Regions from separate parts of the Homo sapiens genome. Here region 2 is linked to region 1. A link is a contact called in ENCODE Hi-C or POLR2A ChIA-PET data. All regions are on one chromosome and are shown on one strand. The core of a region is the stretch at or near the end of the contact, and the rest is flanking DNA. Distances in the headings are between cores, read along the strand shown. Region 1 overlaps ABTB3 (ankyrin repeat and BTB domain containing 3). Region 2 overlaps ABTB3 (ankyrin repeat and BTB domain containing 3).

Region 1 (6,109 bases), core at 2,447-4,946:
GAAGAGAAACAGAAGGGCGGTGCTGAGTGCCCATTCTTGGCCAGGCTGGTGCTGGAGAGACAAAGATGAATACAATGCAGTTGGTGCCCTTGAGAAACACACACCATTACTCAAATCTAGGATGATGTGAGATGTAATGCAGGCTGCGAACAGCGGGCCGTGGGAAGGGCTGGGCACAGACTCCAAGCCCTGTCACAGGTTGCTGGGAGCTCTATGAGCAGAAGAGCCAAGGATGCACTGTTAGCATACCCCTGAGTGCTGTCTCCCGCAATAGCTGGGCCACACCAAGCTGCAGGTGCAGACAGGGATTGAGTAATCATGGTTTTGCTCCTGACACACTGTGCTGTCTTCATCCACGTTCTTCCATAGCACTGTAGCAGGGACTTGTGAAGCACCTACCTTGTGACACAGGCTTTGTCCCAGGAGCTGAGGGTCAACCTGGAGGTTGACTAGACTCCCTGGCAGGGGAGTCTAGCAGTGAATGAGAATGCCACTGCCCCAACCCCGTGAGGCTGTCCAGGAAATGTAGACATTGACCAAGTCAGTGCAAGACTGAGGGGGGTAAGAAGAAAGAGAGTGCAGGGTTCCATGGGCCTCAGTTTCTTCAGCTGTTAAGTGAGGGAGGGAGTTGAGCTGTCAGTGGTTATCAGACTTAATAGTGACCCCTTTGTTTGGTGTGCAGTCTTTCTGGGAACCTCAATATGTGAAACATTAAAAAGCAGAATTGTTTGGCTATGATCAGCATCAGTGGATGCTACTCAGTGGAACCCAGTTTGAAAACCAGTGGGTGAAGTGATCCCTGAGGAGCTGGTATAGTTTGAATATTTGTCCCTGCCCAAATCACATGTTGAAATGTAATCCCCAGTGTTGGAAGTGAGCCTGGTGGGAGGTGTTTCGATCCCTGTTGGTTTGGCACTGTCTTCACCACAGCAAGTTCTCATGAGATCTGGCCTTTTAAAAGGGTGTGGCACCTCCCTCCTCCCTCCCTGGTCTTGCTTGCTTCCGCTTTTGCCATGTGACATGCCTGCTCCCCACTCACCTTCTGCCATGATTGGAAACTTGCTGAGGCCTCCCCAGAAGCCAAGCAATGCCAACATCACGCTTCCTCTACAGCCTGCAGAACCATGAGCCAATCAAACCTCTTTTCTTTATAAATTGGCCAGTCTCAGGTATTTATTAATAGCAGTGCAAGAACAGCCTAACACGGGAGACCTCCAGGAGACTAAGCTGTCCTAGAATTTTTGACTTCTTGGTGACAGTTCCCTTCCTTTCTAAGCCACTGTGATCCTGTGTCTGGAATCCTGAGTTTCCGTTGGGTCCAGGGCTAGCATCCTTCTTTGCAGATGGATGCCAGATTCATATTCCTCATTTTTTTGGGGGGAGGGGGTGGTGGAAGGGGCATGGATACTGAAGCTTCCATCCAAGCAGCTCCCTAGGGGATGGGGAGAAGGAAAGGGAGAAGAGAGCTGAGGTGTAGTTGGCTTGCTCTGTCCCTCTGGCTGTCCAGAGTAGCTCTCAGCTGAAAGGACCATGGTGATGCTGTTGTCACTGTTATCCCATCTCCCACACTGGCCAGAGCTGTCCTGTTTCATCCCCACTCAGAACATCTCAAGAACCTAGGGACCATGGTCAACCTTCTTATCGGAGCCTCGCCTTACTCTCATCCAAGTTCATCCCTCCTGAACACCCCAGATCAGCCCTGCTCTGATATTATTATTGTCCTATTGACTGCAGGGTCAAGTCCAAGCTCCTCATCCTGGCACTCTCTAATTCTGCCTCAGTGGAACCTCTGCTCCTCCTAGGCAGAGCATCCATTCTCTCCATGAACCCTGTCATTCCTAATTCCAAGCTTCTGCTCAAGTCATTTGCCCACCTGGAATGGCTCCTCTCTTCCCCTGCTGTCAGCTTCACTGCTGCAAATCAAGCCCTACGTATTTCTTGGGGTTGCTCCCATCCAAGCATTTTTTCCTCCTTTGAACCCCCGTAGGCTTTGCTTGCTGTCTGTAATACAGCTTGGGCAATGGGTCATGTATGTCCTTTTGCTGTTGAAAGTGTTTTGCTGTGGCTATGACCTGCCCCTCCATTGGACTGTAAGCTCTTCTAGGGCAGGGTTTGAATCTTTCAGTTCTTTTATTTAAAAATTTTTATTTTTAGAGACAGGATCTCATTCTGTCACCCAGGCTGGAGTGCAGGGGCACGATCATGGCTCACTGCAGCCTCGACCCCCCAGGCCTAAGGGATCTGCCCATCTCAGCCTCCCAAGTAGCTGGGACCACAAGTGCACACCACCACACCTGGCTGTTTTTTTGGTTTTTTATAGAAATAGGGTCTCCCTATGTTGCCCAGGCCAGTCTCGAACTCCTGGGCTCAGCAATCCTCCTGTCTTGGCCTCCTAAAGTGTTGGGATTACAGACATGAGCCACCATGTCTGACCTCTTCCAGTTCTTTTGTATCTCTTTCCTGCTCTCTGCTCAATGAAGATGCCTCTTGGTCAATACTCCCTCAGTTAGAGCACAAATGCATGTATTCACTTATAGAGTGTTCTGATTGCTAAAGGTGGCTGGAGGTGAATGTGCCATATTTGACCAATAATAACTTTGATTTGAAAGTATTGGCCAATCCGATGCCACAATGTGTTTGACTGCTAGTGTCAGAGACCAAACTAACAGTGGCTTAAACAAGGTAGGGAGTTGGTTTTCTCTTTTACAACAGTCCAAGGCAGGTAGGCAGTCCAAAGCTGGGATGGTTATTATATTAGTCCATTTTCACACCACTATAAAGAAATGCCTGAGACTGAGACATATATAAAGGAAAGAGGTTTAATTGACTTATAGTTCTGCATGGCTCGGGAGGCCTCAGGAACTTATAGTCATGGCAGAAGACGAAGGGGAAGCAGGCACCGTCTTCACAGGCAGCAGGAAGGAGAGAGAAGTGTGAGCGCAGGAAAAAGTGCCACTTTTAAAACCATCAGATTTTGTGAGAATTCACTCACTATCATGAGAACAGCATGGGGGACACCACCCCCATGATCCAATCACCTCCCAACAGGTGCCTCCCTTGACTCCTGGGGATTACAATTTGGATTACAATTCAAGAGAGATTTGGGTGGGGACAGAGAGCTAAACCTTATCTGTAGTTCTGCATCAACTCAGGCTCCTTCTGTCTTTCTGCCCTGCCAGCCTTAACACATGGATTCCAGTCTCAAGGTAGCCTCATGGTCCCAATATGGCTGCTACAGCTTCAGTCATCACATGTGCATTTTAAGCAGAATGAAGAGTGACAAAGGGTAGGAAAAAGGGTACCTACCAGTGGAGTCAGTCTTTCTTTTAAGCAGCGTCACTGGATGTCCACCTAATAATTCTTCTTATATCTCTTTGGCCAGCACTTAGTCCCCCAGCACCCATATCCCCAAGGGAGGCTAAGAAGTTTAGTTCTTTACCCAAACAGTGTTCCCACCACTACCACCCAATCATGTTAGTGAAGAAGAGGGAGAGAAGGGAAATTGGTTGGGTTGCCAACCAATAGTACTTATCGTAGCTAGTTAATGACCTATTGTGTTTCAGGCAGAGTAAGTGCCTGTCAGAGAAGGCAGTGGATATTTCCAGCCCCAGCTTTGCAGTTTTCTGCCAGTGAATCCCAGGACATCAGAGGTCAGGTTTCTCTAAGACCTCATCCCCAGTCAAGTGTTTGTTGAATGATTCACCTTGAGTCCCTCAAATCACTGAACTACAATTGACCTCGTGGAGGGATGATGGCTGACACCTTTGTCATGGCCAGCTCATCACCTCCCACTGAGGAATGTTCTTGGCATTTTCCAGATCACATTAAGATTTGTTAAAGCAGAGGTAGAGCCAGAACAGCCTCTGTATTAAATTCATTGTCCCTAGTGCATGATAATAAACATAATCTTGAGTCCATGCAACTTTGAGCTTTAACACAGACTTAATTTAATATTTCTGTAGGTTTTAATATAGTGCCTTGATTAATAAGAGTGAATTCTGATTTTTAAAAATGATTGATTTGCTTTTAAAATCACCCTGGTGGGTAAAAGGGCTCTAAAAGAAATTAGCCTTGGATTAGAAAGCACTCAACCTCATAACTTTATGGCCAGACCTTGTTTATTTCCAGTGGAAGATAACCATTTTCCAGCCTAGTCCTTCATCCAGGCTTGTGAGATATGGAGCTGGATACCACCCTTGCTTTTCCTGTTGCTCAGGAGGTTCTTCCTACCTGGAAGGAGAGCCCCTTTTCACCCACCTGAAAGTGTTCTCTTTTCAGGGTATTTAGTGCATAGAGATAAACATGAAATATAAGATCATGGGCTACCTCTGGGTTGAATAGATGGGCAAAAAAAGAGTGATAAAGGCAGAAGACTCTTTACAAATAAGTAGACACCTTGATGGGCCTGAAAAATGGATCTCCAAGGCTATTCATAAGGCAAGTGGATGCTCCATTCTCTGGCTTTGGAGCTCTCTATGAAGGGAGAGTTTTATAGGATTTGCCCAGCAAAGAGAATTGGAAGGAGGTTTGTTTTTTCTTTGGATAAAATGGGTGTGGTATCTTTGGATTCTTTTCAGTTGCAAGTGATAAAAAAAAAAATCCAACCCAAACTCACTTAAGCAGAAGGGGGGGATTATTGGTTCATGTACAAGAGAAGCCCAGGGACAGGGTTGGCATCAGGGGCTGCCCATGCTGACTGGCTTGGGCCAGATAGGACACCCCCAACCCTGGAGCTGGGGCTAGATCAGCTGCTCCCAGACCACACTAGAGTGGAGGAGGGACTGAATTCCCCAAAGGAAAACAAGGAAACCTAGGGAGACAAAAAAAAATGCCCATTCTGCAATGTATTTTTCCCCAAAATTTGAACTGACTGTGGGCAGGTGTTGGCAGTAGGGCTTGGTGGGTGGGGAGGTGGGACAAAGCCTGGGATCTTAAGAGGAAACAGTGGGTAGAAGGAAATGAATGACGAGCTAGAGAAGCTACTTGGACGTAAGGAGATGGCTGCTCTTTTCGTTCAATAGTTACTGGATTCCAAAAGTTTTACAAGACATTATCTCAATTAATCTTCATAATGGTCTCATGAGGTATGAACTCATTTTAGCCTTGTTGCACCAGTGAGGAAGCAGACCCAGGAAGGTCCATGGATTTGTCCAAGGTCTCTTTGTCATTAAGTAGCACAATCAGGGCTCACACCTGGGGCTGTTGAGAGTGGCGTGGAGCGGAGCTTGTGCTCATTCCCATCCAGCTGCCCTGCACACTGGAAGGAATCTGGTAGTGAAAACAGCATGCTCCTGATTAGGGATTCTTTTGGGGGCTGCTGAAATAGGTAGTCCTCAAGTCCCTGTTGCTTCTGAGTTTGTGATGTGGGGGAAGATGGAAAGTCTAGATTGGGATGGGGGCTAAACTGAGAATACTTTCTGGAAGCACCCCCATTGAAGGAAGTTAGGGGGCATCTAGGAGGAGAAGCATCCAGGGCCAGGAAATGGCCCCTTGTGATGGTCCAGAGAAGGCATCCTCTAGCTATAGCTCTTCGTTACAAGAAATACCATCACATAACAGGAAGCCCTTCAAATTGATTCTGCTCTTAATTTTTTTTTTCAGATAGAGGCTTGCTCTGTGACCGAGGCTGGAGTGCAGTGGTGTGATCTTGGCTTACTGCAACCTCTGCCTCCCGGGTTCAAGCAATTCTTCTGCCTCAGCCTCCCAAGTAGCTGGGACTACAGGTGTGTGGCACCACGCCTGGCTAATTTTCTGTATTTTTAGTAGAGATGGGTTTTCACTGTGTTAGCCAGGATGATCTCAATCTCCTGACCTTGTGATCTGCCCGCCTCAGCCTCCCAAAGTGCTGGGATTACAGGCGTGAGCCACCATGCCCGGTGAGTCTGCTCTTAATTTTTTGTCAATAAAAAGTACAATTTTTACTGGAGACAGAGACCTTGGCTTGCCAGACTCTGTCTCTGACTGCTTGCGGGTAAATAGCAGAGGCCAAAGTATCACATCTCCATTCTGGTCCTGCAGGGAATGAAGAAACAGGGCAGGGCTTCCTAGTATTAGGCACAAAACTGGGGTATTTTTATGTGATGTTTTTACAGTGACTGTTATAACCAAC
Region 2 (6,053 bases), core at 2,879-5,378, 36 kb after region 1:
CTGTTTTGTCACCACTGCGTCTCTGGTCCCCAGAACTGTTCCCAGCACATAATTGTAGGCCTTGAGTATATATTTGATGAATGGATGAATGAATGAATTTGCATTTATGCTGCAAACTCCTTGCTCCATGTCTCTGGATCAGGTTGATTTATCTGGGCTCAAGTTCCTTAACTGAACAATGGGCTTATATTCACCCTAACACCTCACAGTGTTGTGTCTGGCTGCAGTTCAGAAGGAAAGCAGACCTGCAGCCATCTATCCACCTTCCAGCGGAACAGATTCTCAGGCCCCTTGCAGCCCTGGCATTGCGCGATGCTGTGATTCGTCTGTGACCCTTAAAAGACCTGCCCTTAACTCCCGGGGTGCAATACAGCAGTAGAGGTTCTCAGCACCGAGAAACAAGTACTACTGCTGTGGCCCAGAGCAAACAGTTTTCTCCTTCATTCTGAGTTATGTAATAATGATCAGAGCTGCCTTTTATTGAGTGATTACTATATGCCAGGTACACATGCTGTTTTATTCAACCCTACAACCCTCGCGCTGAATGTGCAAGGTGCTCTCAGCAGCCCTGTTGTTCAGGTGAGGGGCCCAGAGGTATAAGGGGCAGATTCTCCATTTGAGCCCAGGCCCGTCTGAGTCCAGAGTCCAACATCTCACCACTGCTGTGTGTTTTTCTGCTTTTCAATGAAGAAAAAGCGTCAGTGGCTACTACCTGGACTGTCTTGGACATGGAGATGCACTGCTCAGATACCCCTTCAGGACTGAAGGGCCTCCCCCACAGCTGAGGGGAGTGCTGCTGGCGCAGCTCTCAGCTTTCTGTCTGCTTTGGAAGTTGACCTTGTTTGAGAGAGCTTCTGGGCCAAAGTCTCACCCCTCTCCCTAGGCAGCCCATGTCCAGGGACTGATTGATGTAGGGGTATAAAAGCCCAGCCCCCATGCACCAATTTAGGACAGCGCTGAAGCATCATCCTAGCTTGCTAACACCCACCAGAATGGCCTGAGGCCTCTGTTGAGACTGCATCACAGTCTAACTTCTCCCTCTGTCCGGTTTTGCTTCTCACCCTTCCCTGCCACTGGGGTTGAGCCCAAGAACACTTCCTTGAGAGAGAGAGAGAGAGAGAGCAAGAGTGTGTGTGTGTGTGTGTGTGTGTGTGTGTGTGTGTCCCATGTATACTCCGTTTATGCTCATCTCCATCTCCTTATTTGCTTCTTGGGAATCCCAACTTGCCTCAGGGACATCTCCCCTGGATCCCTGTGGGTCTTAGAGGGTCCCATGTGCTGGAGGTGACCATGTGCTTGGAGGTGACTGTCAATCTAGCTCCTCATTGTGGTTCTGAGTTGTGATGTTTTCTGGTTAGACGAATAACTCTTTGCTGAGCTACTGTAAACATACACCATGGTCATTTCTGGCAAATGCCTGTTGAAGATGGATGGTTTGGGAATGAGAAAGGCAGAAATGGGATTAACATTGCACACAGCTCACACAGCCAAGAGGAAGACCTTGTTTTGGGAAGGCAGTGGGATGTGGCCAAATGTAATAAAGGCAGTAGGATGTGGCCAAATAATGTTTAAGTCTGGTTGCTTCAATGACAGCCCCATTCTGGACTTGTTTTAATCCCCTCGTAGTTTCCAGAAGGACCACAACACACACTTGACGCTCAAGAAGGGTGGGAAGAAGATAAGTGAATCATCTGGTAGGGAAGTAAAAGGGAACCATGCAAAGCGAAAAAGTGGGGAACATAATCTCATTATGGACTTCGGGAGACCAAGCCATGTGTAAATTTCACAAACACCAGTGGAGTGCTTCCTTTGTGCAAAGCCAATGCCAACGGCTGGAATATTAGATGATTCAGCTGTGGTCCCTGTCCAGAAAACACTTGTGACTCAACCTTGGGCATGTCCCTTAACCACTTTCTTTGGCTTGGCTATAGGCAGACATGGTCTCTTAACCTCAAGTCACTTAAATATTGGGGGATGATGGGATTGCTTCCTCCTGGCATCTTCCCTGCTCATCCCCTTACTTTGCACATCATTTGGCAATGACTGCACCACTGCCACCACAAATTGCTATTAATTATTGAGCACTCACCATATGCCAGGACCTGCGCTTAAAGCAATTTATGTACACTATGGTATTTCATCCTTATAACAACTCTATAAGGCAGATACTGTCCTATTTTATACATGAGGATCTGAGGCTCTGGGAGCATAGGTAATTTGTCCAAGGTCTTATAGCAAGTAAGTAGGGGAGCTAGGGCTGTCCAACAATGCACCCCATCCTCTTAGTCCCCTCCACCTGGAGAAGCCCACCAGTTCATGTTTTTGGCTCTCACCTTGTCCCCTTACGGCCCTCATTCCCCTTGAGCTGTCTAGTTCTGCCTCCACACACTGGCTCGCCTTCCCTGTTTCCCTTGTCACAACGCATCCTGACTGTTCATGCCCAAACCTACAACTGTGCTGGCTCCCTCTGTCTTTGGGACTAAGAATGGATCTTCTGTCACTTGTGAAAACGTCCCCTGATGGGTCTTTGGCTGCATGCCATGCCCTGTGGACAAGCATTGGGGTTCCCTAAGAGGCTGTAAAATAGGAGTCACTGGGATTCTGCCTGCATCTGATGTGAGAGCCACCCCTGCTTTTGTAGCACAGAGTAACAGATGGTGCCAGAAGGAATTTAAGAAGCCTGATTTTTGCTCACAGCAGCAGGCAGTGTGGTGTAGTGGTTAAGCACCAGAGCCATCAAAGTTGACATCCTGGACTTACCATGTACCTGCTGAATGACCTTAGGCAATTTACTGAACCTCTCTGAGCCTCCCTTTGCCCTTCTATATAATTGGGATAATAGTAAACTCCCATAGGGTTGGTGGAAAAGTAGGTGAGACATTGCATTTAAAGCACACATTGCTCCACCTGGTGCAGAGTAAGGGCTCCATAAATGGTCCTGGTTGTTGGCATTGCTCTTGGTGTTAGTAGACCAGTTGATAGGGTTTGTCTGTGTCCCCACCTAAATCTTATCTAGAATTGTAGCTCCCATAATCCCCACGTGTCATGGGAGGGACCTGGTGGGAGGTAATTGAATCATGGGGGTGGGTTTTTCCTGTGCTGTTCTTGTGATAGAGAAGAAGTCTCACGAGATCTGATGGTTTTATAAAGGGCAGTTTCCCTGCACACACTCTCTTGCCTGCCGCCGTGTAAGACGTGCCTTTGCTCCTCCTTTACCTTCCACCATGATTGTGAGGCTTCCCTAGCCATGTGGAACTGTGAATCCATTAAACCTCCTTTTCTTTATAAATTACCCAGTCTCAGGTATTTCTTCATAGCAGTATGAAAATGGACCAATACACCAGCCACAAATTGAGTATCCCCCACATCCCATCCTCTCTCATTCCTTTTCTTCCTTCCTCAATATTAATCATTACCCACTACCAGCAAAGCCTAGTGCTGGGACAGTTGGAAACAGAGAGATGACAAAGACTGACTCAGCCTTGAGGAGCTTACAGAGCCCTCTAGAAGAACAAGGGTCAGTTGGACAAGCTGCCAGGAAGCCTTAGCTTTGAATCTCGGCTCCACTCCTTGCTCCATGTCCTTGGATCAGGTTGATTTATCTGGGCTCAAGTTCCTTAACTGAACGATGGGCTTATATTCACCCCAACACCTCACAGTGTTGTGTCTGGCTGCAGTTCAGAAGGAAAGCAGACCTGCAGCCATCTATCCACCTTCCAGCGGAACAGATTCTCAGGCCCCTTGCAGCCCTGGCATTGCGCGATGCTGTGATTCGTCTGTGACCCTTAAAAGACCTGCCCTTAACTCCCGGGGTGCAGTACAGCAGTAGAGGTTCTCAGCACCAGCAAACGTGTTCTGAACTGAGCGCTGGTAAACAGAACCAGTGTTTACGAATGGGTGTCACTGGCCTGCTGCTTTGCGTTTTATCACCGAAGATTATGGAAGATTGGGAGCTCTTATTTCAGAGCATGCTTTATGGTTTTCATTACTCTCCTGAATCTCTGTATAATTTGCTGGGATTAGGGACGGAGTGCCTTTGTTTCTTTGTTTGCATTCTTTTCCTTCCATGTAAACCAGTAAAAATCAATAAAAAGCCAGCAGATGAAAGCCCCGCCCACACCAGAACTTGGCTGCGTGTCCCAACATGACTGAGTTGGCCCCTTCTTGGTCAGGGAACAGGCTGAGTGAACCTGAACCTAGGTTTTTGTTTCTGTGTGGTCTGAAAGAGGACCACGCCCTGTATTTACAGATGGGGAAACTGACACCAAGAATTAGGAAATGACCTGTCTAAGGCTGATTTACCTAGCATCTACTGAACCCCATGCCGAGTCATTTGACAAATTATTTTGGGGTGCCTGCTGAGTGTAATTAGCAAGGATCAGGGAGTGGCTTTGTTTCTTTGTCTGCATTTTTCTTTTTAACCCTGAGCTGAGCTGCCATTCTGTCACAATAGTCTCTAAAACAGGGTACATGCGTGAATGTGCACGAAAGGGCAAGAGGAATGTTTTAGAACATTTTTCTCATCCTTTTAGTATTTATATACTTTATGTATATTTTATAATGACCTATATTATATGGTAGTACAGCAGTATATTATATACAATGTTATATATGCTATGTATATGTCTCTAATATTATACTATATATTCAGTTATAGGTTTGGTATAATCTATAATTAAATATATAGTCACATATCAGAGAGGTATATATAAGAATGGTAGGGATGTGTGATCAAAACTGTTTGGAGACCACTGGTTTAATGAATGCATAGCTGTTCCTGACCATTCTGTCTACACTACCCACCCCCCATCATTACTCTCTTTTCCTCTATTCTGCCTTTGTCTTCATCATTCTCCCTGATATTATATTGCATTTTTGTTTATGGTCTGTTTCCTCTATTAGAAAGATAGGTCTGCATAGGTGGAGACTTGGGTTTGCCCACTACTGTCTCCCCAGCACCTAGAAGTGCAGGCTGGGCACTCAGGGGCATGTGCTAAATACTTGCTGAAACAAATGAATGGATGTGGAGCCTCTGCAGACAGGTGAACACACATGCCCCACAAGAGTGTGCTGTGTACAGGGTTAGGGCAAGGGCAGAGTAATCTGGGGATGCCAAGTGGGCATCTGATCCAGCCTGAGGTATGCAAAGGGGCTTCCTAATGAAGGGCTGCCTACACTGGCACCCAAAGGCTGAGGAAGGAGTTGGCCAAGAAAGAGGAGAGCTCCGGGTAGGAACAGCAAGGGCAGATACAAGAGACTAGAGAGGGCAGCGTCTTCCTCAGGGCTGGGCAGTGTCAGGGAATTAATGGCAATGGATGAGGCTGGAAAGGAGATTAGATCTGTTCATCAAACACTTCCACATTGTCTTCAGGAGTTGGGGCTGTATCCTAAGGGCAGGGGGAACCATTCTGACTGCAGCATGGTGTGGTGTGTGGAGCATGGACTAAGAGGCCAGACCTCTGGATTTGCATCCTGGCTCTGTTATTTGTCAGCTCTGTGACTTTGCAGTTATTTAACCTCTCCTGCCTCAGCTCCCTCAGCTGTAAAATGGGGATGATAATAGGATCAGCCTCAGCAGGGCATTGGGAGGATTAAATGAGCTAATTTATGTAAATCGCAGAGATAGCTCTTGGCATGTAATAACTACTCTATATGTGCAATTTATTATAACTCATTCAACAAATGTTTATTGAGCCCCCTATGGTCTCCAGGCTGGAGATACAGTCGTGACCAAATCATACCTAAACCATGGAGCTTGCATTCTAATTAGGGCAGAAAAAAACAATAAATGAAGAAATAAATTAACAAGAACAAATTGGCCAGCAATAAGACCAAGAAGAGAATTAGAGTGGGGATGTATAAAGGTGATGGGACTCCCTCAGGTTGGGCATTCCATAAGGGCCCCCTGGAGGAGGTGACTTACTAGGAATGAGTTTGGATGCTTTCGAAGGCCTGCAAGGATAAGTGTGTTTGCCATATAGTGGGCCCAGGGGAGGGAGGCTTTAGGAGAGATGGGCCAGGACCTGGCACACAGGGCTTGTCTGTCAAGGGAA

What was found. A loop is a pair of places that touch in the nucleus more often than their neighbours do. ChIA-PET counts read pairs that join two places held with the same protein, here RNA polymerase II (POLR2A). Pooled maps may share reads with other maps.
Region 2: a map of natural killer cell shows a loop between it and region 1 (1.9-fold over the local background). The contact joins two enhancer-like sites. A Hi-C loop is called at or near these places in 3 of 168 maps with a recorded cell type or tissue (astrocyte of the cerebellum, endothelial cell of hepatic sinusoid and natural killer cell) and 3 of 50 pooled maps. POLR2A ChIA-PET finds 5 or more read pairs at or near these places in 12 of 52 experiments (A549, CD4-positive, alpha-beta T cell, CD8-positive, alpha-beta memory T cell and 7 more).

Annotation. Positions count from the first base shown.
Region 1 is chr12:107,340,880-107,346,988 of GRCh38, forward strand. All of the region lies in intron 1 of ABTB3 (ankyrin repeat and BTB domain containing 3), which reads left to right. Among named protein-coding and RNA genes, the nearest start is that of ABTB3, 26 kb to the left of the region's middle. Within about 2 kb of position 3,697, at least 3 of the 41 ENCODE cell types and tissues checked have a DNase peak (open chromatin) inside an H3K27ac peak, as active enhancers do.
Region 2 is chr12:107,376,288-107,382,340 of GRCh38, forward strand. The region is part of intron 1 of ABTB3 (ankyrin repeat and BTB domain containing 3); the gene reads left to right. Among named protein-coding and RNA genes, the nearest start is that of ABTB3, 61 kb to the left of the region's middle. Within about 2 kb of position 4,129, at least 6 of the 41 ENCODE cell types and tissues checked have a DNase peak (open chromatin) inside an H3K27ac peak, as active enhancers do.